Regions from separate parts of the Homo sapiens genome. Here region 1 is linked to region 2. A link is a contact called in ENCODE Hi-C or POLR2A ChIA-PET data. All regions are on one chromosome and are shown on one strand. Each heading gives the region's core, a stretch centred on a gene start or an enhancer-like site at or near the end of the contact. The rest is flanking DNA. Distances are from core to core; before and after follow the strand shown. Region 1 overlaps SPOCK1 (SPARC (osteonectin), cwcv and kazal like domains proteoglycan 1). Region 2 overlaps SPOCK1 (SPARC (osteonectin), cwcv and kazal like domains proteoglycan 1).

Region 1 (5,207 bases), core at 228-2,727, 41 kb before region 2:
ATATTGTTTTATCTTAGAGAATAGGGAGGCCTGAGGAGAGGAAAACAGATGGGGGAGGAGCCAGTCAACGGACCAGTCAGAACACATAAAACATTTGTTGATGAAGTTCACCATCTCATATACATGTGGTTCATAGTGCCCCAAGACAAATACAATAGTAACATCAAAGATCACTGATCACAGAGCACCCTAATACATATAATGATAATGACAAAGTTTAAAATATTTCAAGAATTACCAAGATGTGACACAGAGACACAAAGTGAGCACATGCTGTTTGAAAAATGATGCCAATAGACTTGCTCAACTCAGGTTGCCACAAACCTTCAATGAGTAAAAAATGCAAGATCTGAGAAGTTCAATAAGCAAAGCGCCATAAGATAAGATATGCTGTATAGGCAGAAAGTGGTGGCCACGTGTGGCTGGAGCAAGCGGCAAGTTGGGGGCAGGTGTAAGATAGGGAAGAATGGGGCCACATACGTGGGATCTTGGATAGCATAGTAAGAGCTCCCAACCTTTCTTCTGCCATGATTCACCTGACTCAGGATGTCCTGTGGACTTGCCTGGGCTGATGCTCACCTAATAGGATTGTAACTCCTCTTCTCTACACTGCTGCTAAGCAAGAGATGTGTTCTTATCAGACAACCTTATATTTGCTCCAAGGGGTGGAAGGATAACCTTCTAAAAACTCCCGTTCTTGAGCCATTGTTACTTCCACTAATTTATGCTAACTAATTACTTGGCTATCTCATAATGGATCATAACCCTTCCATGTGTCAGAACACCACTACTGGTAGCTTTTTGAGGGCATCTGCAGGGAAATCACTGAGAGTTGCTGAGGGGAAGTGACCTGAACAGCTTTATCATTCTCTTTTTTAGGCTCCCACATAACTATACACAGATTTCTCCTATTAACATATTGAATTTTAATGGTTCCTGTCTTGTTTAGCAGTGACAGCCACCAGGAGCATGCCTAGAGTGAGCGTACCGTTGTGTCCATAGTGCCCAGCACAGTGCCTGGTACACGCTGGGTACTCCATACATGTATGAGTTACAGTTGCGTTGGGGGTAGATAACAATGGCAAATGGGAGGGAGATTAAGCTTGAACCCAGGAACACCTCAGTAAGGAGGTATTTGCTATAGATGAGAAATTATGATAGGTTGCTGGAGAAGGGGTCTGATTGGAGTGGTAACTAGAGGGTAGAAGGGTGAATTGAGATGTGGGGAGAGAAAGGACAACACTCTAAATGACTAAGTTTCTGGCTTTGTTAACTAGATAAGGAATGTAGAAAGAAGACATGAACACAGAAAGAGAAAGCATGAGGTAAACACTGGCCCCAGCTTGCTGCTCTGTTTCCAGTGAATCACCCTGGGGAGGAGGAGAAGCAGGCTGCTGACAGATGAGCCTGGAGCTCAGGGTTGAGGTCGGGCCTAGAGAAATGTCTGGGAGTCGTCAGCATGAGGCTGGTATTTGTAGCCATGGAGTGGGCGGCATGCTGCATTATCCTTTCAGGGAGTGGGACAGAGGGATAACCTAGGGCAGGACCCCAAGGAACAGCAAAGCATAAGGAATAACAAGAGGGATGAGAGTTTACAAAGAGACCAAGGAGCTGCCAGAGAGGTGGGACGTGGACTGGATGGGGCAATGTCACAATATCACAGAAACTACAGGGAGTAACACATTCAGGAGGGAGGGAGACATGATCAGGGGCCAAGGGGCTCTGAGAGCCAGGCCAGATGAAGATGTTGATGTGGCCTTTGGAGTTAATGGCCTGGAGGTCATTGGTCCTCTGGTGAGAACAGTTTTGTGAAGTGGAGTGACAGGGAGGGAAGCCAAGGGGAGGAAGCGAGGCAGTGAAGACAGTAGCTATACACTGGATGGAGACCAGCACCTAGCTCACTGCCTTGTGCCTCCCAGGCTGGACGTTTGGGAATCCTGAGATAATTGAAAGGAGTGCAGAGAACACCTGGCTCACAGACTGGAAGTCTTGGCTCCACTTGGGTCAGATAGCCCTTATATAAATCCAACCCAGCAAATGAAATTTCATAAAGACACAATAACTGTTATGTCCTCCTAAGCCCCATGTCTTCTGTCCCCTTCCCATTGCCTTGTGAAGCTAGAGGAAAGTTACTGATGTTATCTTGTCCAGTTTGGTCCAGGGCTTTGAAGATGTTTTCTTTGAGTGGAATTGAGTCCTTCCAAGACAATGCTGGTGACAGTGGATGAAATCCAAAACAGATGGCTGAGCAGGAGCAGTCCTAGCCCTTATGTCACTGTCTAGCCATTGATGCAATCCCCCTATACCCCAAACGGGCCTATGCAAAGGGAAGGGTGGCTCATAAAAGTGTTCTGCTCAACTTAGCATATCTCTGTGATCATGTACTGATCATGTACATTATCTCAATGATCAGCAGTACTACTTCTCCACCAACTCCTTCAAGAAGGTTGGCTGTGAAAGGACAATGAGAGAGGAAAATATCTGAAGGGGGATATGGGACTGAGAGTTGTTAAAGACGGGGTGACTCAAGTCTATTCAGCTGTCCCACCTCCAGATCAGGATTTTCAGAAGGCTTTGTGCTTGTGAGGACAGGAATTTTTTTGGATTCCCAATAACCATCTCTATTCTGTGGCACAGATAAATTTGGTCTCAAAGGGAATTTGTTTCGATACGCTGCCTTTCCCGCTTCTGCCCCTTTAGAAGACTTCGTTTCTCATGGCTTATCAGGATGGAGCACTGTATTTTGTTACTGCCTGTCTTGTAGCAATACCACATTCATTTTGTTTTCAATTACCAAGATGTACTTTGAAAGGCCTTATCTAGCAGAGACACAGCTTGCATCTTCCCTGTGCAGTATTTCTCTGTGGTCCTGCAGGGGCCTCCTTAGATGCCAGCCTGGCTCACATCTGTTTTCTGCCCCTTGGTGAGACAGCCTCCTCTCGGCACCCTGGCACCACGGTAGTCCATCACCTAATCTCATGCCCATCCCACCATGTTCTCTGCATTCCTTCTGAAGATTTTATTTATTTCTTTATTTTATTAAGACTTAGGAGCCTCAGAAGGCCCTAGATGGAAAAGTGATGGCTACAAAGCTGTCAGGTATTAAAGTCATACAAGTGTAGCTAATTCGTCCGTTTCTATTTCCTGAATTAAAAAGAGAAATGCAACAAATTAAACTAATTGCTGAGACTCCTTTGGTGCTAGAACCAAGCCATCTGTGAGAGGAGTTCCAGGGTCCTGCCTCAGCTCATGACCTGCAGCTCAGCTCTGGTGACAGGTGGTGAGGGGCAGCTGGTGGCTATCTTCTGGTGGCAGGTTCTTCTGGCCTCAGTCTTGGAGCAAGTAAATTTGAAATGAATGGAGTGTAACCTGTGTAATCCCTTCATAGGCCTCCAAAGGAAAGAGAATAAGAAATAAAAAAGTCTCTGGCCACCCAGGATATAAAAGAGGCAGTTTCTTTTCTGTTTCACCTTCTCCAACTCTTCTTCCCTCCCCCTCTCCCAACTGACCCTTTCCATTTTTTCCTCTCTCTGCCCTGACTTCACCCTGTTCCTCCTTTTGTTTGTCATTTCATTCATTCTCTCTGCCCCATTTGCTGTGCTAGGTGCTGGATACAGTGGTCAACAAGACAGACAAGATAGTCTCAAGCGTAGTTAAGTTCTGCACAGGGAATCAGCAGGTGTCAGTGATGGAGAATGACAGGGACAGTGTGGTGAGGAGTGGCATCTCTGAGGCGGGGACATGTGGATGAGAAGGAGCCAAGCTTGAGAACATTTGAGGGGCAGGGCTCAGAGGGAGCTGCAATTCCAGGGCCTCCTAGAGAGGCATTGAGAGCAAGGGTCAGGAGGGAGAGGGGGCATTGAGGGTGGGGAACAGGAGGGGGTGATGGAGGAGTTGGAGAGAGGCTGGGATGCATGCACCTGTTTCTGATCCTCATGAAGAAGTCCGTTGTCTTGTGCTCTGTGCCTTCCATCCTCATTCCTTGAGCTGGGTTGTGATGTGGCTGCCCCAATATTCTCTGCACTGGGCTGTGAAGGTCCAGATGCCCCTTGTGATTTCATCGACTCATGGACATGGGTATTTATTTTACTTGAAACTCTGCAGAGCTCTGGCCAGAACCTCTGCTACTTGCCCAGCAGCTTAGGGAGGGTGGTCTTTACCTTCTCCCAAATGGAAAAGCTTTGCCCGTGCTGGGCAGCAGATTCCAGGAGCTGATGGGACATTCTGGGGCGAGGACAGACCCAACAATCTGGGTCAGGAGTAACATGTGTGGGCCCAGGGGAGAGAAGGCTTCCTGTGGCTGGATGCTAGGATCTGTCCATGAGAGGAGCTGAGATGCCCCTGAACCAGGCTTGTGCCTCATTGGTTTCCTCTGACTCTGGTTATCAGAATCATGTCTACTGTGTGCTTATTTGGCTAGCCTCTTAAACAGAGCCGTATGCCCTTGGGAGAAAGCTGAAGCTCAGATGCTCACTGCAAAAGCCTACTTTACATGGTCATTGAGGAAAGCAAAACTACACTTAAAAATTGGTAAAATTTGTTCTTGTCCTGGAGAATCCTCCTGCTTGTGGTCACTGGACTAAATCCTAAGGCCACACCTTAGCAATTGTTGCTGACAATCATAATAGCACAGAAGCAGTCAATAATGTCGGGCATCAGCCACTGTGCTAAGTGTGTTGGCTGGATTGTCTCCTATGCGATAGATAATAGTCACAGTTCTGTGTTACAAATAAAGGGAGCTAAAGCATAGAGGGGGATGGGTGACTTTAAGCAAGTCATCCTCCTGGGAAAGAATGGAGCTGGAATTTTAATCCAGGCAGTCTGATTCTCTACCTCTGTGCCTTCCTGCCTGCTGATGAGGAGTTCCTGAGAGGCTAAGCAACTTGCCAACGTCTACACAGCCAGCGAGGGCTGGAAACTGGACTCACAGCTAGCCTTTCGAGAGATTGAGGCTCTCTCAGCCTTCCCTGGGCTGCCTCTAGTGTTCTCCAGGTAGCTGATGACCCACAGCAGTGGCTACCAGGTCCCACCCCTAGACCAGTGCCAAACAGGCTGCAAAAGTCCTCTGGAGAACTTAAAAGTACAGAATCTTGGTCACAACCACCAAGATTCTAATTTCAGAAGGTGAGATATAGGAATCAATATTTTGTTGTGAAGTTGGATTTGAGAACCACTGACCCAGACACTTACACTGTTATTTCCTTGAA
Region 2 (5,270 bases), core at 893-3,392:
AATTGGGTGACAGAGTATGTAATGTTCTCCCTCCCCTTCCTTTCTATTTAATTCCCCCTTTCCTTCTACTTCCTCTTTCCACTCCCATCACACTTTCAAAGGGAAATCAATTTCTTGATGGAAATGCTGAGTGAGGGTCCTTGTCAGAGCAGCTGGGGAGCAGGGAAAATGTGAGATGATAGCTTTGAGAAGGGAGGCTTGGCTGCCCAGGCTAATAAAATTTTGTGGTTGTTGATTTTATGACACACATTTCCACAGCTGCTCTGGCAGACCCCTCTTAACGCCTTCTTTTCTAATGATCAGGACATGTAAATTACCATGTTGGGCTTATCAGTGGTTGCTCATAATGTCTTGCTTTGCATGTGAGCAGAGGGGCCAAGCAATTCCCAGACACTCTCAGTAGTGGGTAGTCCTTAACTCCTTCATCTCAGAGACACATGCCAAGATCACCCAGGGCTGGACACCTGCTCTGGACCCTGGCCATGGTCATGGCTTGTCATTGTCTCCTTGCTGCAGACAGGATATGAGATAGAGGGCAATCAGGAGAAACTGAGGGCCCTGGTCTGTGAGTGGGGCAGAGGCTGTGGCTGTCCGGAGAGGAAGGGTAGGGAAGGGAAAGGCGCTTCTTTTGGAAGAAGGCAGGTCTGGTTCTGAGTACTGGCTTTGCCATTAAGGCTTTATGGTGCTGGGAAGTTACTTTACCGTTTCAAATTGGTTTTCTCATCTTCAACTTGCCTTTTCACTTAATTTATCATAAATATCTACCTATGTTACCAAATATAGATCTACTAGTTTCTGTAAAATAGTTGCATGATGTTTAAAAAATGTATTATGTTATTAACTAAACCATTTCCCTACAGTTGGTGTTCTGGATTGAATGTTTTTATCCCCCTCAAATTCCCACGTTGAAGCTCCAATTCCTAGGATGTCTGTATTTGGAGAGGGGGCCTCTAAGAAAGTAATTAAGGTTAAAAGAGGTCCAAAGAGTGGAGCCCTGAGCTGATAGGATAAGTGTCCTATAAGAAGAGACACGAGAGAGGGCTGGCTCTCTGTCTCTCCAAGTGCTTGCATCGAGGAAAGACCATGTAAGGACGTAGCAAAAAGCTGGCTGGCTGCAAGCCAGGAAGAGGGCCCTCCTAGAACCTCACCTTACTGGCACCCTGATCTCAGACTTCTAGTCCCCAGCACTGTGAGAAAATAAATTTCTGTTGTTTAAGCCACCAGTCTGTGGTACTTTCATTATGGCTGCCCGAGCAGACTAACACAGATGGACATTCAAAGTGTTATAATTTTCCCTTATTACAGATTATTAAGATGAACATTTTTGCCTAATATGTTCACTTGCTGGGTCATAGGATGTTTCTTTTTTCCCTTTTCTCTTGTTATAATTTTTATGTATACCAAAATGTTGAGAGGATACTATAAACTGCTATACACCCATCTACCTACATTTAACAATTGTTATCATTTAAGGGCACAACCAAAAAATTGACCCCCAAAAAAGGCTGTTATCAATTTATAACCCTCTCCCCCACCTCACACACACACATACACAAATAATGTAACAGAGAAGATGCTTTTATCTTTGACACAGAAAGAAGTCCCCAGGACCTCAGTTTAAAGGGGAAAGAAAAGGTCTCTTCCCAGGAGGGCTATCTTTGGTCAGACTCATCTTTCTCTCCTCTGCCTCTTTGTCTCTGTCTGTCCTGTGTCCCTCCCCACCAATTCCCCAATCCTTAAATGCATGAGTCCAACCTTTATGCCACTCTGCTCTCTGCCCTATCCAGGCACATGTCTAATAGGCCCTTTGTTTGGCCTCGGAGAACTTGGCCAGCCCCTTGAATATGAAAGGAAAGAATTGTGAGGAGGCTTTCCAAGCTGCCATTCTTCTCTGGTTACAGCAAAAATCCTATGGGCAGAATCTTCTATTTTATATTCTGAGAGGCTCTGTCGTCAGCTGGTGAACAAGCCTCTCTGGAGACAAGGGAGGCAAGATGCATGCACGGGTTACCATGGGGACAGACAAGCTGCAATAAATGTTCCTGCTCATAGCTTGACGAGGTTTTCACAGTTTGGTGTAATTTCTTTGTCAGTCGTCCATTAAGTCACTCCTAATGAATCACTGGGAGTGTCTGCTCTTCACGTGAACCTTGGGATCGCATGACTCAGGCAGAGAGCAGTCTTAAAAGCAACAGCGAGACAACAAGGCATCTTTAACTGGTGGACTTTTTGCAAATCGAGTGGCCTCTGGCCTGAGGAAGATTCTGGAACTCACCAGAGTGGGCCAGGAGTTCAAGCTGCTGTTTTAGATTAATCTTTTGCTTACTGGTCTCAACAGGTATCTTGTGCCTCCCGGAATCCTGTGTGGCTTGGTGTTCCTGGGGAGAGGGAGGAAGGAGGTTCCTGGCAGGAGAAAAGGGGTTCTAAGAGTTGACCACTGGGCCTTTCAGCCCTGATGTCCTCTGTCATTTGGCGGACGAGAATATATGTAGTGTGTCTGTTCTTACTAAGTGCCACTTTCTACATAAAATGCATATTTAGGGTTCCCTCTTCCTGCCCCTCTCCCCCGACTTTAGTCTGGTCACAGGTTCTTGCATGCTGGGTTGAAGGCACTGTGGAACTCAAAGGCCCTGGCTCCCCAGCATGGTCCCTGTGGCTCCAAGGCCCTTCAGGACCAGGCTCAGCCTCTTCTCCAGCCTTTTTACTCACCGGCTTGCTCCAACTGCTGCCAGCCTCATGAAACACTTGAATTCCTTAAGCCTGCCACAAACTTTCTTACCCCTGGAAAGACAACTTCCTGTTATCTGGAGTGTTCTTCCTCATCCTATTATCTGGTTTAAACCTACTTTTCCATAGATGTCAGTCTGTCCAGGAAGTCTCACCTGACCCCCTGAAAGGCTGAATTAGGTACCTTACCTGTCTCACCTGTCTCCTATGTTCAACGGTGAACCCCTGGAGAGCTGGAAGAACATCTTTTTGCTCACCTCTTTGTATTCACCTTTAGCCTGCAGAAAGATTCTTCACGCTGAATGATACTCTGTAAATATTAATTGAATAAACACAAATGTGTGTGATTTCCCCCAGGTGAGGAACCCTTTGGGCCACCCCACAAAATGGAACCTTCTTCTCATCTGAGCATCTCTGAGGTGGTATCAAGCTCTGCTGTGCTAGGTGTCATGACCCTTTGCCAATTAGCCTATAGGATGTGCTCAAGAAGAGTGCAAAGGCTTGATTCAGGATTTTAAAATCAATGTAGCTAATTAAAAAATAACTCGTTGAACTGAAAAACAAGTTCAGAAACAATTAAGATAATTAAAATATCACCACCTTAATTGAGACCAAGTAGTGAGCTTAAAAATAAAATTAATCAAAAAAAGTTACATGGAACCAGTAATTAACTGGCTTTTGAATTCAATGCTTTACAGCTTAACAAATCTCTTTAAATTAATTCATTCTTGGTTTGTTCCTTGAGAAAGGTTTCTGTAAAAAGTCATTTTGAAAAAAATAATTGGATTTGTGCTGGGTGCCAGTTGACTCTTGAATAGTTCTGCATATAGGTGGGAAAGATAAAATTAACCTTTGGTGGGCGCCTGCTCTGTGCTAGGGATGCTGTCCTGTTTGGGTCCACAGGAGTCCTGCAGGTTTGGTGATAGAAGAGGTAGAGAAGACACAGGGCTTTGTCATCCTCTGGGGATGTCTGCATCCTCTCACTCCTTGTATGCGGAGAGAGATTGAAACTTGGAGCAAGTCCCCAGGAAATCAATAGCACCATGACAAGGAAACTTTGAACTCTGCTCAGGGCTGTCACGCTCAGCTGCCTCTCCTACCTTCTCACCTACAGTTTCCCCTACTTATTAAAAGGCCTCTCAAATGCCACTTATTATTCGGATCTCTTATCCTTCCCTTTTCAAAGTGCAGCCACAGTCCTTTCCAGTACTGGTGCTGGGTGCCTTTCAGGAGCATCCATCACCCTGAGCCTTGAGGCTGCTAGGTAAAACGTATTTGGGAGGCCTGAGTTTAAATGGAAATGACACACTCCTCATCCCCTTTCAATCCCAGTGTTGCTGTTTCTCAAAAACAAAATGCGGCGAGGTGATTAAACAAATGCTGACAGCTTGATTTGTTACTGTTTTGTTGCTCTGTGAAGTTCATTTACTCTAAATAATTTGCATACATGTTTGAAGTATTCAGACCCCAGTAATTGATTTTTAGCAGACTTGATTTCTGTATGCAAATTGTTAAGTATGTAGGGAGTTTAATAACGAACAGTTTTTATTTATTAGTATTTTGGGTTGGAGGTTTTTTGTTTTTAAAGAAATGTTAGCTTCCAGAAGTGGAGGGTGGTCTACAGGAGTTAGCCTAAGGTAGGGTGACAGATGGCAAAACTACAGGAACAAAATTGACCAGACCATGGTTCCTTTGACTCAGTTGGGGGATGGCTGCATTCAGAGGGGGTAGGCTGAGGGCTCAGGTGTCCAGAGCTGGGCACCCCAGCCTCTGGGGAAAGATCAGGGCTGGTGACCTCATCCTGTGGGGTGTACTGAGAGGGAATCGTGGACCATCCTCTGCAGCACTGGGTAATCTGGCTGCCCCCTCCTTTTACCCAGTAAGTCTCATTCTGCCCCCAAAGCCTCTTAAGAATATGGTGCACTTGGGCCCTTGGCATGAGGTGAGCCCCGCAATCAGCTTTTTAAAGAAGATAGTAGGAGATTCTCATGCTTCAAGCATACACTGGTGAAGAGTTTGGGTTCTGGAGTCACAGACCAGGTTTGTCCTGCATCTCTCATTAGCAATTTATTTTTAAGACTTGCACATTAATAGCAGCTACCTCCTTTGGTGGCTATGAAAATTAAATGTGGTAATCCAATCAGAGTTCACTGCCTGTATGTCAAAAGCACTCAGTGAGTGTTAACTATGGTTCTTTGTTATTATGAAAACTGATTATTTACTCTGGGAAAAAAGACAAACACAAAAAACTTAATAAACACATATGAGGTGCTTAGCATGTTCCAGGTCTAAGTACTTACAGATATTAACTCATTAAATGTTCATGACAACCACCAAGCAATAGCAGGTGCTGTTATTATCCCCATTTTTACAGGAGAGGAAAGTGAGGTATAGCAAGGTTAGCAAGCAGCAGAGGCAGGGTTCAGTCCCAGAAGCTACTCTGCCTTGGAGTCCGTGCTGTTCCAGAAGCTACTCTGCCTTGGAGTCTGTGCTGTTCCCGGATCTGCTCAGCTGATTCATGATCCTTGTGATTGCACTGTCCG

Evidence for each region. A loop is a pair of places that touch in the nucleus more often than their neighbours do. ChIA-PET counts read pairs that join two places held with the same protein, here RNA polymerase II (POLR2A).
Region 1: a map of transverse colon shows a loop between it and region 2 (17-fold over the local background). The contact joins two enhancer-like sites. A Hi-C loop is called at or near these places in 3 of 168 maps with a recorded cell type or tissue (MCF 10A, PC-3 and transverse colon). POLR2A ChIA-PET finds 5 or more read pairs at or near these places in 2 of 52 experiments (OCI-LY7 and activated T-cell).

The regions. Positions count from the first base shown.
Region 1 is chr5:137,183,446-137,188,652 of GRCh38, reverse strand. The region is part of intron 3 of SPOCK1 (SPARC (osteonectin), cwcv and kazal like domains proteoglycan 1); the gene reads left to right. Among named protein-coding and RNA genes, the nearest start is that of SPOCK1, 310 kb to the left of the region's middle. Within about 2 kb of position 1,477, at least 2 of the 41 ENCODE cell types and tissues checked have a DNase peak (open chromatin) inside an H3K27ac peak, as active enhancers do.
Region 2 is chr5:137,143,368-137,148,637 of GRCh38, reverse strand. All of the region lies in intron 3 of SPOCK1 (SPARC (osteonectin), cwcv and kazal like domains proteoglycan 1), which reads left to right. Among named protein-coding and RNA genes, the nearest start is that of SPOCK1, 350 kb to the left of the region's middle. RefSeq lists an enhancer at 1,975-3,174. Within about 2 kb of position 2,142, at least 5 of the 41 ENCODE cell types and tissues checked have a DNase peak (open chromatin) inside an H3K27ac peak, as active enhancers do.